Linked DNA regions of Homo sapiens: region 2 is linked to region 1. Evidence: chromatin contacts called from ENCODE Hi-C or POLR2A ChIA-PET data. All regions are on one chromosome and are shown on one strand. Each heading gives the region's core, a stretch centred on a gene start or an enhancer-like site at or near the end of the contact. The rest is flanking DNA. Distances are from core to core; before and after follow the strand shown.

Evidence for each region. A loop is a pair of places that touch in the nucleus more often than their neighbours do. ChIA-PET counts read pairs that join two places held with the same protein, here RNA polymerase II (POLR2A). Pooled maps may share reads with other maps.
Region 2: a loop to region 1 is called in a map of aorta, with 2.2 times the contacts of the local background. The contact joins two enhancer-like sites. A Hi-C loop is called at or near these places in 16 of 168 maps with a recorded cell type or tissue (A673, Caco-2, K562 and 11 more) and 15 of 50 pooled maps. POLR2A ChIA-PET finds 5 or more read pairs at or near these places in 6 of 52 experiments (AG04449, AG04450, BJ and 3 more).

What each region holds. Positions count from the first base shown.
Region 1 is chr7:94,346,042-94,350,178 of GRCh38, reverse strand. All of the region lies in intron 1 of LOC112267858 (a long non-coding RNA gene), which reads left to right. LOC107986821 (a long non-coding RNA gene) reads right to left here. Exons shown (of 4, transcript XR_001745275.2): 4 at 3,116-3,519. Among named protein-coding and RNA genes, the nearest start is that of COL1A2-AS1, 44 kb to the left of the region's middle. RefSeq lists an enhancer at 611-3,529. Within about 2 kb of position 1,803, at least 8 of the 41 ENCODE cell types and tissues checked have a DNase peak (open chromatin) inside an H3K27ac peak, as active enhancers do; they include A673, where a contact is called at or near this core.
Region 2 is chr7:94,312,328-94,316,253 of GRCh38, reverse strand. All of the region lies in intron 1 of LOC112267858 (a long non-coding RNA gene), which reads left to right. It overlaps LOC107986821 (a long non-coding RNA gene), which reads right to left. Exons shown (of 4, transcript XR_001745275.2): 2 at 3,770-3,842. Among named protein-coding and RNA genes, the nearest start is that of COL1A2-AS1, 78 kb to the left of the region's middle. Within about 2 kb of position 1,658, at least 2 of the 41 ENCODE cell types and tissues checked have a DNase peak (open chromatin) inside an H3K27ac peak, as active enhancers do; they include A673, where a contact is called at or near this core.

The sequences.
Region 1 (4,137 bases), core at 554-3,053:
ATTTGAGGATAATATAGAGAACTTGGAAAGATTCAGAATTAAAGCTCAAAGCTATGTTAAAAATAGGTCCTTAATGCAACAGCACCAAGTGGCTTGGGAGAATTTAACTTTCCAAGCTCCCTAGATAGAGATGCAATGTAAGTAAACCAGTGCTTGACACCCACATGCAGCTTCAGGACAAAGGTTGGCATTCTTTCCAATAACCAGATTATTATCCCCAAAGCTTTTTTTTTTTTTTTTTTGGAGACAGAGTCTTGCTCTGTCGCCCAGGCTGGAGTGCAGTGGTGCGATACCGGCTCACTGCATGCTCCGCCTCCCAGGTTCGTGCCATTCTCCTGCCTCAGCCGCCGCAGTAGCTGGGACTACAGGCGTGTGCCACCACGCCTGGCTAATTTTTTGTATTTTTAGTAGAGATAGGGTTTCACCGTGTTAGCCAGGATGGTCTTGATCTCTTCACCTCGTGATCCGCCCACCTCGGCCTCCCAAAGTGCTGGGATTACAGGCATGAGCCACCGCGCCCGGCCTAAAGCTTTTCTAGCAGAAATTCTGGAGCCTCGGAATGTCCCTAAGTGATGGAGAATAAGATTTATATGGAAAATCTATGGGATTTTCAACATCTGCTCTGCCCTAGGTACTCGAAAATATTTGTCAAAATGAATGAAGGTAGAGATGAGAAGTGACTCAAAGACTAACTTAGCTACTATTTCCTATATTTCCTCTGTACCTCTTTTGGATTTTAAATAGAAAATTATTATTCATTTTTAAATATTTTTAAGAACTTCCCTCTACCCACCCTACCCCCCGAAAAAATTCAGTGTGCAATATATACGATTTGAGGTATATACATAGAGTATTTCCTTACTGACCTGTTGGACAAGAAGGAATAGGTTAACTTATAGAACCCTTTTTCAAAGAGTAGCTCTTCAGTAGTCTGGGATAGTTTTCAGGAGAATAACTTGAAGACCTACCAAAGTCTCTTTTTGTCTCACAAGTAAAAATATAGGACCTATCTTCATGTGGAAAACTTAATGATAGCTGAGTAAATTACAGATTCAAGGAATCATGAGGATAAAATAGCCTACTAATTAATCTCCTTGCAAACAGTCTTCATTTTCTTTTTACACATATCCCCCTGTTTTATTAACATCAGTCTCTGAAAGCTTTTCTTTATTCGCTTTAACATGCCTTCATTGAAGACCTTCCGTATATGAGATCCTATTGCTAGGGGTTGTGGGAGAAGACAAAAATTATTAAGAGATGGTTACTCTTTTCTTTTAAAGAGCATACAACCCTATTGGAAAGGAAATTATGACCTTCAAGGATCTTCAAGGCTGAAGCTCATGATTTTTAATAAACTTCCTTATTCAAGTATTAATATCTAATCTTTTATGATATTGTATATCCATGTTTCCATTGTTCTCTGCTCCTTTCCCCATGCAGAAAAATGGATGACTTAGGGTCACAGGCTATTTGGTCAGCACAAGTTTGGCTGTAAATATTTCCATACCAACTTACTACACTCTCTTTCTCTCTCCCCCTCTTAAAATTTTACCTATATTAAAATTTGGAGGTATTTATTTTGTGGTAGCCTAATTCTGAATAGTCAGTTTCTCTTCAGAATGCAGTAGTATGTTGAAGTGAAACCATATTTTGGCTTTCTACAAGGGTGTGGGCTTCTCCTTGGGTTTTCACATTTTCCTTTGTGCCTCTTGTGAAATGGTTTGTGGAGACTGCAAAAAGCAAAGGCAGACTCCTTGCCTCACTCCGCCCCTTTCCAGCTCATCATATTCTTATATAATCCAAGAGAAATCTGCTTTTGGTTAGAATGCAGTTGAGGGCAAAGTAAAAAAAAAAAATTTGGATACGTTAAATGTTCCAAGTTTGTATGAAAGTTCTGTCAAAGCAACAGCCTAAATGGAGGCAGCTGGAAATCATTAAGGAAACTTGCAGGAGACAGTGATTAAAGCAGGATGGAATTTCCACTCTCCCCGCCCCCTCTCTATTTTTATGGTACTTTAAGCAAGTTAGTGTTCCTTTTGAAATTTGAATTAGCCCTCTGACTATGAGAGTTGGAAAATTATTTTATTCCTTTACTTCCTAGAGACCACTCCACTGATTTCCGAGGCTGTTACTGCAAATGAATAAATGAACACATTTGGAACTAACTGGTGCTCAGCAGCGGTGTGCCTCATATTTCATGATTATCCTTGCATCTTCCTGGTCTGAGTCTGATTTGAAATGATAACCACTGAGTAACATTAAGAACACTTTGTGGCTGCTTTTCTAGTCTTATATGATAACTGAAGGGTACTTTTTAAGACCCCAATTTTTCCTTTCCTCCTTTCTCCTTTAATGGTTGCACCATTTTTCATCACAAGAAATAGTTGCAGATGAGTGCCTCCTAGTTCTTTTTTTCATTCCAACTTTCTATGGGTTCAACCGCAAGGCATACTGGGATCTCAGCAGCAAAGGGTGATGGGACAGGTAGAGGCTGAAGGCATAACTGGGAAGGGCTGGGATTCCTCCCTGTGGGTGTGGCATGACCAGTTTTGATGTGGGCTGGTGTTGCTACAGAGAGGTCGAATCTGGTCGTTGGGGCAGAGTGGAGGAAGCACAGAGCTGGACAGAACTTCATGTCAGGTGATGTGCATTTGAGAGTCTAAGAGATGAATCTGTCAGGAAGGTGACCCTGGCTCATGGTAGGGCATGCGGGCCAAAGAATCCAGGTCTCTGTGGGAAAGCAGGTTACCATTACACAAACTGGTCAGTTAATAGTGGGCATGAGAAAAAAATCATGATGGGCAGGGGGTGAAGAGTGAACCCAACCCAACATCAGCTGGTACTGAACTCAGGGCAGCAAAATGAATTTACAGTATTTTTTGCCTGCCTGAATGAGTTAGTTGGGGACTGGGCTTCAGCAGGTAGGGACTGGAGAACCTGGACAGAATTTTCTTCCACTGGACTACATGGACATCAAACAATTAAGTGCAACCATTCCCTCATTGTTCGTGGAGTGGAATATCTACAGTAAGACTAGGAAATAGAACTTATTGGAGGTTTTTTCTTGATGTGGGAAAATAACCTCATTATAGTGAACAAGCAGGTCTCCTGGAATGAAATCACATGACAGCTTTAATCTTTCCCCTATTTCTTTTAGCCCACTCAGTAGGACAAATTTTTTTCTGTTCTTGAATGAATTCCAGGAATGGCACAGTGGCTTTTTTCGATCACTCCACTTTCAGAAAATGAGAGATCCTTTGTGCTCTTCTAGTCACCCAGAAAGTTTTATTTTGGCCCCTAAAATGTCTACTTCTATGTAATACCTTAATAGTAGTCAAAGTTGAGGCTTCTCATTTCATTTAACGTAGGTCTGCAAGAGGTGGTAGCCTGAAGTGGGAAGGGCAGACAGGATGATCTCTGTCTCAGGCTCCCCACCTCCTGCTTCTGTGCCTCTTCCTCCTCCTCCTCCTCCTCCAGCTTGCTAATTGCAGTTTCTGACCCCTTTGGGATTGGAGGGAGCTGAGAGAGAGAGGGGAGGTAAGAGAAAAGCAAAGGCATTAGTTGATCACCACTGAAATTAGTTGATGTCTCTCAACTAATGATGATGTGCTCTCTGGGCTTGGCAGGTGTTTAAAGCTGACACTTTCTCCTGGCAAACTTTGGGGCATTATTTGAAAACTTTCCACCCACCAACCCTGAATCACTAGGGTACCTAGCCTGCAGTTCTTTTGATGTTCAGGGATGTTCCTCCCTATAGTTGCTCACTTACATGATAGTCTCCTAGTGCTACACTCCTGTGTTGGGGATACTGTGTGCCTCTAGGAAGTTATTTTGGGCAATATTTAGAGGACCTCAAGGTTGATTCTTTTCTGTTAAATTCATATAACTATGCATATTCTTTACCTCAAGAAATTCTGTTGTAACCTTTCTTCATGTCAGCTTTTCTTTGTCTTCCATCAGATCAGAATTACTAGTCAGCTAGCATTTCCCCATATTCTTTTGTCCTCTGACAGTACCTGGGGCACACCTTGAGCTCTCTACATGGTCCCATTGAAGCCACATTCCCTGGGCTTGAAATGAAGGAAAACACACCTAATCCTTCTCCCCATGGGAGTTGTGTGGGACTCAACACTCATT
Region 2 (3,926 bases), core at 409-2,908, 34 kb after region 1:
TGTGAAGGCCAGAAGATAAAAGTTTCAGGCAATGTTCCAGAATCTCTATTGTCTTGGACATCAGGCTAAGGATGGCCTTTCCCATGAGAGGTTGTCTTCCTGTGTTTGTTGTCCGAATCATGCCTCATCCACATCATAAAGGTTTGCAAACTAGTTGCACTCCTTTCCATGCTCGTTGCTTGGTGAAACTCCATCAGAGGCCTAGGCCTAGGCTTAGGTGTAGCTTGGAAGGAGGAATGTGAGCAGAGTTCTACCTGGGGTCTGGTGGCCCTGCGGTGAAAAAGTTAGTGATTAAGAGCGCAGGCTCTGACTTAACAAAATCTCGGCTTGGAGTCTCAATTCTTCTATTTCCTAAATTTATATAAATGTAACATGGAAACATTAACAAAAAAAATTTTTCCTATAGATTTGTTATAACAAATTAATGAAAGAGATCCCTTGGTACAATTAAAGAAATCCCTTGGTACATTCTCAATAGGTATTGTTATTGTTATTCTTGTTGTTATAATTTCTTTCTCATCTGATCTGAAGAAGCAGAAGTGAGTTTAATCACAGTTACTGAAGAAAACTATCATTTCTTACTTTCTATTCTTTAGATTTATTTCAAAATCATGACATCTTTTTCCCAGCCATTAACTTCACTATTTCAGCCACAGGTGGTCCATAAGTTGCCCGATGTGTAGTTCTGAGTTAAAATCCCTGAGTGTGTGTTTATCACTAATTTTGGGGAATATTGGAATATTGGAAGCCCAAATCTAATTAACATCTGGTAAGGTGTGTACGTTTCCAACAGCATAAGGCTGGTAATGGCATACCCCTCAAATGTGAGAGAAGATGGAAAGCATGTCATTGAAGTTCTGTTAGTGATAGTCACAATGACATCTGCTTTTTAGACCTGGATGCTGTTTTCCTGGAACTGGGATTTAATGCATTATATATTTTTCTCTTCCTGGGGGAGAATAGTGAAAGCAGACCTAAAAATAAGCATAATCATGAAGGGCTGATTGTTTAAAAGGCAGAAAGGTCACGAAGATACAGGAAGGGAGAACCACAAGCTAGAATTACTAATTCTAAGCCCCAGTGGAAGATGAAGAGGCTCTTATTTACACATACTGGTCTCAAGTCTGAGACTACCCAAGATAAGAGGCATAAAGGTCCCCATTTCAAATTACCAGGCATCTGTAGCTAATGACTATATTCAGTTATAGTGCATATGGCAGGTGAATGTTCTCCTCTCCAACTTGTTCCTGCTATTATCCAGATAGCTACTCTTGTTTTTCATTTTTGCTTTTTTTCTTGCTAAAATCACAGAGCTGAGCAAAGTAGTAGCAAGCCATCGGGACCTGCTAATCAAATCTGAGAGACCAGGGCTCCAATCTAAGCTCATCATATGACTTAAGAGGCCCTCATTTAGACAGGATCTGAAAAGTCCCTTCTAAAGCCTTTACAAAGTGAGAATAATCTTCATTAAGTGCTACAGATTTCACAGAACAAAAATGGATTAGGGGCTTGTCACAGGAAAGATAATTAATGTGCTGGAGAGAAGTATAGGCAATGGAAAGAAAAATTTCTCCATAAGAAAAGAAAAAAAAATTACAACAGCCAGGGCGGATAATGATTAACGGTTAAGAAGCAGTTCCTGCTGGCTTCATTTTTACAGTATAATTAAGAGAGTGAGAGAGGTCGGGTGAGAAGAGACACATACACATGCACAAAAGGAAATAACTCACATACAGAAATACAATTTTAGAATTGAAAGGTACATCAATAGTTTTTGTTGGTACATTAATATTTATTCATCTCTTCTTAATGTAAAAATTCATCTTTTCTTGTGTTGAAGTCCTCCAAAACATCTTGCCAAATTGCCTTTCGATATATTCTTGCTGAAAATATTGTTGTGTATTGGGAAATTATTTTGAAATTATTTTCTAAGTTATTTTGTAGCTGAAGAAGTCTTAGGCGGCAATTTTTCTCTACTGTTTAATTCTGCTATCTTGCTTCTCATAGTTCGTGCTGCAATTGGTGTTATTTTAGGCCCTGAAGCAAATGGTTCTTTCCCCCTTTTCTAATTTCCTCCTTTCCAGACAGTGGGGCTTGGCTTTTTATCAAGGAATCAAATGCCCACCCTATGGGCCTTCTGGGACTTTTTCCAACCTAAATACATTTCTTTCCTGTGAATGTGTAATCATTTGCAAGTGAGTACACAGCTGAAAACCTGTTGATAGGAAATGCTAGAAGAGCCAGTTCTTTTTCTGTGGTGCCAAATGTATCTTGGATAAAAAGAATTAATAATTATGACTTGCTATTTACTTATAATTGCAATCAAAATTCAAGAGGAAAAAGGAGATTGCCCTTTCTTAGGTAGGGTGTCATATGATATCTGCACTTCAGTGGAATTGTACTGAATTCAGAATACAGTCCTAGGCTTTGAATTTCAATTAGATTCCATCCACTTGAAATATGGTTCCATGTTAAACACAAACAAAAAAATCTAAAAATGAGTATGATGGTCTAGCTTCATGGCTTACTGGGAGACAGAACCCAAAAGACCTCGTTGAAATGAAATGATCATTATACAGGATGTGTTAAAGTGCAACAGTGTACAGAGAAGAAGCTCTTAATTCTGCCTGGGATTGATTTCGTGTGGGTTTGGATTTCTTGGAGGAGGTGTGGTTGAAGTTAGTGCTTGAGGAATTGAGTAGGGTGTCACCTGGCAGAAAAGTGGGGAAAGGGCATTTCACTGCCATCAGAATTATCTTGTGAGATAAAAATGTGATAATGACATTCTATTGCTCCAAAGCTTCCAATAAACTCACTTTACTTACACAAAAAAAGCCCCAAATACTTAGAACTCATTATTTTAACACTCTTTCATAAATGCATGCTTAACAACATAATGTTTTTCTGGTGTCTTTGAGGGCAGGCTTAATGTGCAGAAAAGACTACTTGTGATTCTTTTGGATTTTCAAATTAATATTTGACTTATTACAGATATATTTTTTCCTCTGTCGTTTACATTCAACTTAGAAAAGCATATCTCAGCAATCACTTTCAAGCAGATCTTCAAAACCTAATTAATTAAAATTGCTTAAATATTTCTAACTGAATTTTTAAATTTAAAATACTTGATTTTTTAAGACCGTAAACTAAATAACAAATAAAATCTTTTAATTACTTAAGTGAATTTTAAGAAACACAATAAATTAAATTTTCGAGTATGATGACAGTTGTTTTTTTTTTAAATGCCTTGATACTACTTCTAAACTTAGGAAAATTCTCTTATGTCTTTGAAATTAAAGTGCAAAGTTTGACAAATTATCTAATTATATAATTTAAATGGGAATTGCAGAACTAATTTATTTGATGCTCCAATATGCCAAATTCTCTTATGCATTAAAAATATTAAAATACCAAATATATACATATGCTCCTATTTATAACTCCCAAGTTAATAATGTGGTTTTAGTTTACTTTATTATCTATGTATTTATTTCTAAATTCCCCAGGTTTATATGACATCCATTGTAGCAGAGACTGCTGGCTGCCATGTAGTTTCTAATCTCTTATTCTTTCTTAGTAACAAGATCTTGGTTTTGTTTAGAGTAACAGTAGGCCAGATAAATTACATTTCCCAAATTGTTTTGCATTTTGGGGTGCATATGAGACCAACATCTGGCCAGTGAAGTGGAAGTGTTGTGTGTGATTTCTAGGAGAGCTGTTTAAAGAGCAATGACTTATTGGTTATCAGGCTTTTTTTTTTTCCCCTTACCTTTTTGTTATCTCCTCTTTCTTCCAGTTGCCATCTTGAATCACAAAGTGATTTGAGGCTCCAAGCCATAATCCTGGATGGTGAAGTAGAAAATAGAAGGAATTTGAGTTCTTGATAAACATAGACCTTCTATGATATCTCTAAACTATTTGGAGTT